Regions from separate parts of the Homo sapiens genome. Here region 2 is linked to region 1. A link is a contact called in ENCODE Hi-C or POLR2A ChIA-PET data. All regions are on one chromosome and are shown on one strand. The core of a region is the stretch at or near the end of the contact, and the rest is flanking DNA. Distances in the headings are between cores, read along the strand shown.

Region 1 (3,454 bases), core at 264-2,763:
AGCCTCCCTAGTAGCTGGGACTACAGGCGCCCGCCACCACGCCTGGCTAATTTTTTGTATTTTTAGTAGAGACAGGGTTTCACCATGTTAGGATGGTCTCGATCTCCTGACCTCGTGATCCGCCCGCCTCGGCCTCCCAAAGTGCTGGGATTACAGGCGTGAGCCACCGCGCCTGGCCAGAAGCTGGCTTCTTGCAGGGACAGCAGGGCCGCAAGGCTCTGTGACTCTAGGCCCCATCACACCCGGCCCTGTCCCACTTCCTCTTTCGGCCAGAACCCCAGAACTCCAGTCATTCATAGGCCGGGTCCTCCTCGGGGGAACCAGGCCTGCCCCCTAGGAATCAGGGTATCCACGCCTCCTCGGCCCGCTCTCGGAGCCTGGGCCTCAACACCTGCAGATTGGCTCCCGGGCCAGGACCTGTCGCTTGAACATCAGTGGCCGCCGCCGTCCAATCACAGACGTACAGGGGCGGGCTGGCGGGCCTGTTGGGCCAGCAGGAGGACGGCGCCGGGCCGAGGCCGCTGGACCCGCCGTTGGAACCACAGCTGGGTGAAGTCAGTGCTGCTAGGTCTTTGGAGCCAGACCGAAGGGAGGGTCGCGCGCCCCTGGGTGGGTAGCACCAGGCGGCGGCCGTCGGCCGGGCCTCCCGAAGCCTCCTCCAGCCGCTAATACCGCCCGCGCCTCCCTCCTAGTCCTAGACCTGGCATTGCCTGTCCCTCTTCTTCGTCTTCCAGACCCTCCTGACCCGCCATATTAGGTCCCGGCCCCGCCCTCCGTCTCATTGCCCATTGCCCACCCCACCCCACCGCCCCCTCCCCGGCCTACCGTCAGCTCATTGGCCCAGGCTCCCGCCTTCTTCGCCCAATGTTAGGCCTCACCTCCTCTAGGATCCACCCTCTCCCCGCCCACCCGCATAAGCCAGGCCCACCATTCCAACTCTTTCTCCTTTTTGGCTTGTAGGCCGCACCTACTCTGCATATGCCCCGCCCCTCACTCCAGGTGTCGCCCACTTAACTGAAGATCCAGGATCCCCTCCTTAAGGTTTGTCTGGGCTCGGAATTGCCTTTTTTTTTTTTCTTTTTTGAGACGGAGTTTCCCTGTTGTGACCCAGGCTGGAGTACAGTGGCGCGATCTCAGCTCACTGCAACCTCCACGTCCCGGGTTCAAGCGATTCTCCTGCCTCAGCCTCCCAAGTAGCTGGGACTACAGGCGCCCGCCACCACGCCCAGCTAATTTTTGTATTTTTAGTAGAGACGGGGTTTCACCACGTTGCCCAGGCTGGTCTCGAGCTCTTGATCTCAGGTGATCCGCCCGCCTCGGCCTACCAAAGTGCTGGGATTACAGGCGTGAGCCACCGCACCCGGCCCGGAATTGCCGCCTTTAGACCCTCACCCACCCGCTGCTGAGTCTTCCTGGGCCCCGCCCCGGCCCTAAGCCCCGCACAGGACCTGCTAGGCCCCGCCCATTTATTTCCCCCCTTTCCAACCTCTTCCTCCCCAGCCTCCGCACCCTACCCTTGTTTCCTGTCCCTGTCGCGCCCAGGTGTTTACCTGGCACTCAGGTGAGTGGTGCGCTCTGGCTGTTTTCTGTCGGAGCCGCCCGCCTCTTCCTTCAGCGCGTCCCACAAATCCCGACGGCACGGAGGGGCCCCAGGCCAAGGGCGATGGGCCCCTGAGCCCTGACACCGCTTCGCCGCTGCTGCAGGTGCCCCTGGCCGGCAGCGCCGCCGTGGTCCCGGAGCGCGGCGACATGCCGGAGCTGGTGGTGACCGCGCTGCTGGCGCCGTCGCGCCTGTCGCTGAAGCTGCTGCGCGCCTTCATGTGGAGCCTGGTGTTCTCGGTGGCGCTGGTGGCCGCGGCGGTCTACGGCTGCATAGCGCTCACGCACGTGCTGTGCCGGCCCCGGCGCGGCTGCTGCGGGCGCCGTCGGAGCGCGTCCCCCGCCTGCCTGAGCGACCCCTCGCTGGGTGAGCACGGTTTCCTGAACCTCAAGGTGATCGCACGGGGGCGCTATCGGGGCTGCGGGGTCGCGTGGGGTCGAGACGGTTCAAGCCTCGGGAGAGAGGGTTCCCCAGGCTTCAGGCTGTGCCCTCCCCCTAGAGCTCGGGCCTGCGTCTGCACTATGTCTCGGCTGGACGAGGTAACGGACCCCTCATGCTGTTTCTGCACGGCTTCCCTGAGAACTGGTACGTCTGGGGCCAGGGGCCTGAGGCCCACGGGACTCGGGGGCAGGTGGAGCTTGGGCTCCCAAGAGGCAGGGAGGAGGGCTGTATAGATCGGGACAAGCTGAACATAGATGGGGATAGGGGTACTGAGCCAGCATACCCAGGATCCCTAGGCCCTGAAGGGACAGGACAAAGGGGTATTGAGGTTGATTGAAGTTCCCTGGATTCAGGGTGTAGCTGGCTTCAGCCTCAGCCTCTGCCTCTGCCTGGGATTCCCCATCCTCCTTTTAGGGGAAGTTTAGAGCAGGAAGGAGGGTTTGCCAATGGTTGCTGATGTGCGTAGGGTGCAGGTGCAACCTGAGGGCCCTGACTCAGCCTCCCTCCCTCGCCCGCCTGGCAGGTTCTCCTGGCGTTACCAGCTCCGGGAGTTCCAGAGCCGCTTCCATGTTGTGGCTGTGGACTTGCGAGGCTATGGCCCCTCGGATGCACCTCGGGATGTGGACTGCTACACAATCGACCTGCTGCTGGTGGACATCAAAGATGTCATCCTAGGCCTGGGTGCAGACATACCCCCATCCTAGGCGTGGCCTCCCTCATCCTGCACACACGCATACCCCCGCTTTCTCCTTGCTGGAACCTACTTCCCCCATCCCTGCTTCAGTCCTACTGGGCACCTCACTTATGCGAGCTCCTTGAATTCCCACAGGTTACTCGAAGTGCATCCTTGTGGCCCATGACTGGGGTGCCCTCCTTGCCTGGCATTTCTCCATCTACTACCCATCCCTGGTCGAGCGGATGGTTGTGGTCAGTGGTGCCCCCATGTCGGTGTACCAAGGTGTGTGTGGGAGTCCGGGACACTGGGATGTACTTATGTGCAAGGGGGCAGGGACATGTGTCTGTGTTTTCAATTCTCTGTATACCTGTCAACACATCAGGGGCTGAGGGTGCAGCAATCAACCCAGGTCCCTTCGGTTGTGGAACTCCTCATTCGGAAATTAATGACACGCCAGACCCAGTGGCTCACACCTGTAATCCCAGCCCTCCGGGAGGCTGAGGTGGGAGGATCACTTGAGGCCAGGAGTTCAAGACCAGTCTGGTCAACATAGCAAGACCCCAACTGTCTCTACAAAAAAAAAAAAAAAATGTAATTAGCCAGGCATTGGTGGTGCATGCCTGTAATCCCAGCTACTCGGGAGGCTGATGCAGGAGAATCTCTTGAACCTGGGAGGTGGAGGTTGCAGTGAGCTGAGATCATGCCATTGCACTCCAGCCTAGGCAACAAGAGCAAAA
Region 2 (3,454 bases), core at 354-2,853, 54 kb before region 1:
AGGTGGGCAGATCATCTAAGTCAGGAGTTTGAGATCAGCCTGACCAAGTTGGTGAAACCCAGTCCCTACTAAAAATACAGAAATTAGCCAGACGTGGTGGCACGTGTCTGTAGTCCCAGCTACTCGGGAGGCTGAGGCACAAGAATCGCCGAACCCAGGAGGTGGAGGTTGCAATGAGCCTAGATCGTACCACTGCACTCCAGCTTGGGCGACAAAGGGAGACTGTCTCAAAAAAAAAAAAGAAATTCAGAGGTGCTACAATGTGGATGAACCTAGAAGACGTTATGCCAAGTGAAATACGACAACCACAAAAAGACAAATACTTTGTGGTTTCACTCACGCTGGGTACCTATAGGAGTCACTTCCACAGAGACAGAAAGTAGAATGGTGGTTGCCAGAGGCAGGGATTGGGAGTTAGTGTTTAGTGGATATATGGGTTACAGAGTTTGTTTTACAAGGTGAAAGCGTTCTGAAACGCCCAGTTGTGGTGGCTCATCTGTAGTCCCAGCACTTTGGGAGACTGAGGCAGGAATATTGCTTGAGCCCAGGAGTTTGAGACCAGCCTGAGCAACATAGCAAGACCCCATCTTTAAAGAAAATAAATACATAAATTAAAAAGTTCTGGAGCTAGATAGTGATTGCATAGTAGCGTGAATGCACTTAATGTCACCAAACTATACAGTAAAAAATGGTTAAAGTGGTAAGTTTTATGTTACATATATTTTACCATAATAAAAATAAGATTATTAAAGTTTTTACTGTGTCTTAAAAAAAAAAAGAATAAAGGCACTGTCCTCTAAAACCGCATAAACATTTTTTTGCATACAGGAAACTCAACAATGATTGTATCCTGTGTTGAGATTTCCCATATGTTTCCCCCATTCACACAGGTGATGTGTTAATACTAATGCTATGTTAATGTTTTCTTTTAAATAGATATATTTTAGTTGAGCAGGTTGATTTAAAGCACAGGTGGATCTGTGGGTGATAAAAGTGGTAGGTGTGGAAACTGACTGGGGTCTAACCAGCCTGAATGTGTAGTATTCCCCATCCCTGTGGCCCCAGAGCAGAGTTCCTAAAATGCCTGCCCTTGGCCTCCTAGCCAGTGAAACCTCTTAGATTTTCACAGTGAGGTCAGCACTAACCCCACGTGGCTCTTGAGCATCAAAAAATGTGGCTAGTGCTACCGAGGAAATGAATTTTTACTTTAATCAAATTCTAATTAATTTTCAAAGCTGATGCTCAGTTTAGTTAGTGAAAAACATCCAGATATGTTGGGGACACCTCGGGTATGTGAATCTACTTTTTCAGCTGCAAGTTTTATGGAATCTAAATACAGATCACATATTTTGGGTGAAAATTTAGCACCTGAATTGTGCTGTGACTGTGGGGCATGCACACTTAGATTTCACAGATTTAGTAAGGAAAAAAATGTTACACGTTTATATGTCGAAATGGTATTTTGGGTAAGCATACCTGCTTTCTCTGTTAATGTGGCTCCTAGAAATTTTAAAATGGCATGAGTAGCCACATTGTATTTCTGTTGGACATGCGCAGATGTGCAAGTATGGAGTTTCACTTCCTCCGTGCAGCAGCCACCTTCCTCTCCCATGCCCTCCACCTGATGTCCCTATTACTTCCCTGTCTCTGCTGCTGAAGTCTCTTTCTCGTCTTCTGTGCTAATAAGGCCTCCAGCCTGTGAGTACCACGGTGCCTGATTATGGTCTTGCTGCAGCACTGTGTTGGCTCCTCCATGTTAGGCCGGTGCAGGGGAGGGGCTATGCTCCTTTTCTCATCTGCTCGGGGTGGAGGGGACTGGACTGATTTGTGTTACTGGATACCTGAGGAAAGACCTTTGTCCCCCTTTGTCTGGCTTTTGGCCTTAGGTCCATAGGACAGAGGCGTGGGAAGAATTGGTGGGAGGGTATTGGGACTTAGGAGAGGGTAATGGGGCACCTCCTTGAGGTGGCTCCCTCCCTGGACGAGGCAAGCCTAGCATGGCATCTGGGAGAACCTGGGAATAACTTAGGGAGCTAGGGAAGGCCAGTGGGTCTCATGCTGCCAGCATGTTGCTCTCTGGCTCTCCTCACACACGCCTCCTAAAGCAGTTACTAAACTCAGAGTGGGCACCATCCTAACTAAGCCAGGTGTCTCTCCTGCTGTGCTTCGTGCCCCCACCCACCCCTGGCCATTTAAGTCCTCCTTAAAGTATTTTTTCCCTTTAGTTCCTGATTGATAACTATGTTGATGGTATTTCAGGGAGTTGGGAAAAACAAATGTAAAAAGTAGTAATAAAAATTAGCCAAAGTTTTATGTTATCTTGCCATCTCTTTTCTACTCAGGGATGTGCACTTTTTAAAATTTTTTCATTCTGTATGCTAGACCCTAGTCTAAGGCTTTATTTATGTGTGATGCACCTTATTTCTACATCCTTAGATTTTTTTTTCTTTTTTTGAGATGGGGTCTCACTCTGTCACCCAAGTTGGAGTGCAGTGGTGTGATTTCGGCTCACAGCAACCTCTGTCTCCCAGGCTCAAGCGATCCTCCCTCCTTGGCCTCCCAAGTAGCTGGAGCTGGGCAGAGTAGCTGGGACCACAGGCGTGCACCACCAAGCCTGGCTAATCTTTTGTATTTTTGGTAGAGACACGGTTTTGCCATGTTGCCCAGGCTGGGCCTGAACTCCTGAACTTAATCAGATTTTTAGTAGAAAGGTGGTGAGGCGTTCCTAGGGACTGCCACAGGTTCCATACGAGTGTGATAGTCGCTGCCCTGGGTTTTGGTTTCTATTGGTCTGAAAATTCCTTACCAGTTAAGTGGCTGTTACTCCTCAGTGGACTCAGAGGACAAGCTGGCCACATCTGCAGGGGAGTGAACTTAGGTTGTGTGATGGACTCTTGAGTCTGCAAGATGCCAACTTGGCTGCATCCAAGGCTCCCTTGTGGCACAGCACCCAGGGCTGCTCTGTGAGTGGCTGCTGCCTGCAGGGGCTGGAGAGAGGAGGAAGGGTGTGCACAGTGAGGAGATGAGGCATGCTCTGTGTCTTTTCTCTCCAGCACCTCCATGTACTCGCCTGTCAGTGTAAGAGTTGGGCTGCTTGACTTCTGTGGGTTATTTACTTTGTGGAAGTTAGGTGGAATTAGGGGCAAACAAGAACATGGTTCTCACAAAGTGATTATGCCTGCCAAGTTTTTTGCTTCCTTAGCTGTAGTCGTCTGAAGTGGTGTGGGTTTCATTTTATTCTGCTCCTTTATATTCTGAAAGTTACTGAGATGAGAGGGTGACAGCTATTTACTTCCAAGCATCCCTCTCCAGCAGATTCAGTTCAGTTGTCTGGACAGAAGTAGACACTGAATGTGTGTGGAGGGCCTCCCAGCAGTGCATGGAATGGGTTATCTGGGTGGCTTGCTTTTACCTGAGGGAAGAGAAGCTTGAAAGTGAAGTTAATGTTGCCTGG

Evidence for each region. A loop is a pair of places that touch in the nucleus more often than their neighbours do. ChIA-PET counts read pairs that join two places held with the same protein, here RNA polymerase II (POLR2A). Pooled maps may share reads with other maps.
Region 2: a loop to region 1 is called in a pooled map, with 2.4 times the contacts of the local background. The contact joins the enhancer-like site here to the promoter of EPHX3 in region 1. A Hi-C loop is called at or near these places in 1 of 168 maps with a recorded cell type or tissue (G401), 2 of 37 single-sample maps with no recorded cell type and 6 of 50 pooled maps. POLR2A ChIA-PET finds 5 or more read pairs at or near these places in 9 of 52 experiments (BJ, GM10248, H1 and 4 more).

Annotation. Positions count from the first base shown.
Region 1 is chr19:15,230,507-15,233,960 of GRCh38, reverse strand. It overlaps EPHX3 (epoxide hydrolase 3), which reads left to right and starts at 1,513. Exons shown (of 7, transcript NM_024794.3): 1 at 1,513-1,992; 2 at 2,100-2,185; 3 at 2,565-2,722; 4 at 2,871-2,999. The coding sequence starts at 1,750. RefSeq lists a silencer at 764-923 and an enhancer at 1,262-1,763.
Region 2 is chr19:15,284,565-15,288,018 of GRCh38, reverse strand. All of the region lies in intron 1 of BRD4 (bromodomain containing 4), which reads left to right. Among named protein-coding and RNA genes, the nearest start is that of BRD4, 46 kb to the left of the region's middle. RefSeq lists an enhancer at 1,829-1,878. Within about 2 kb of position 1,603, at least 5 of the 41 ENCODE cell types and tissues checked have a DNase peak (open chromatin) inside an H3K27ac peak, as active enhancers do.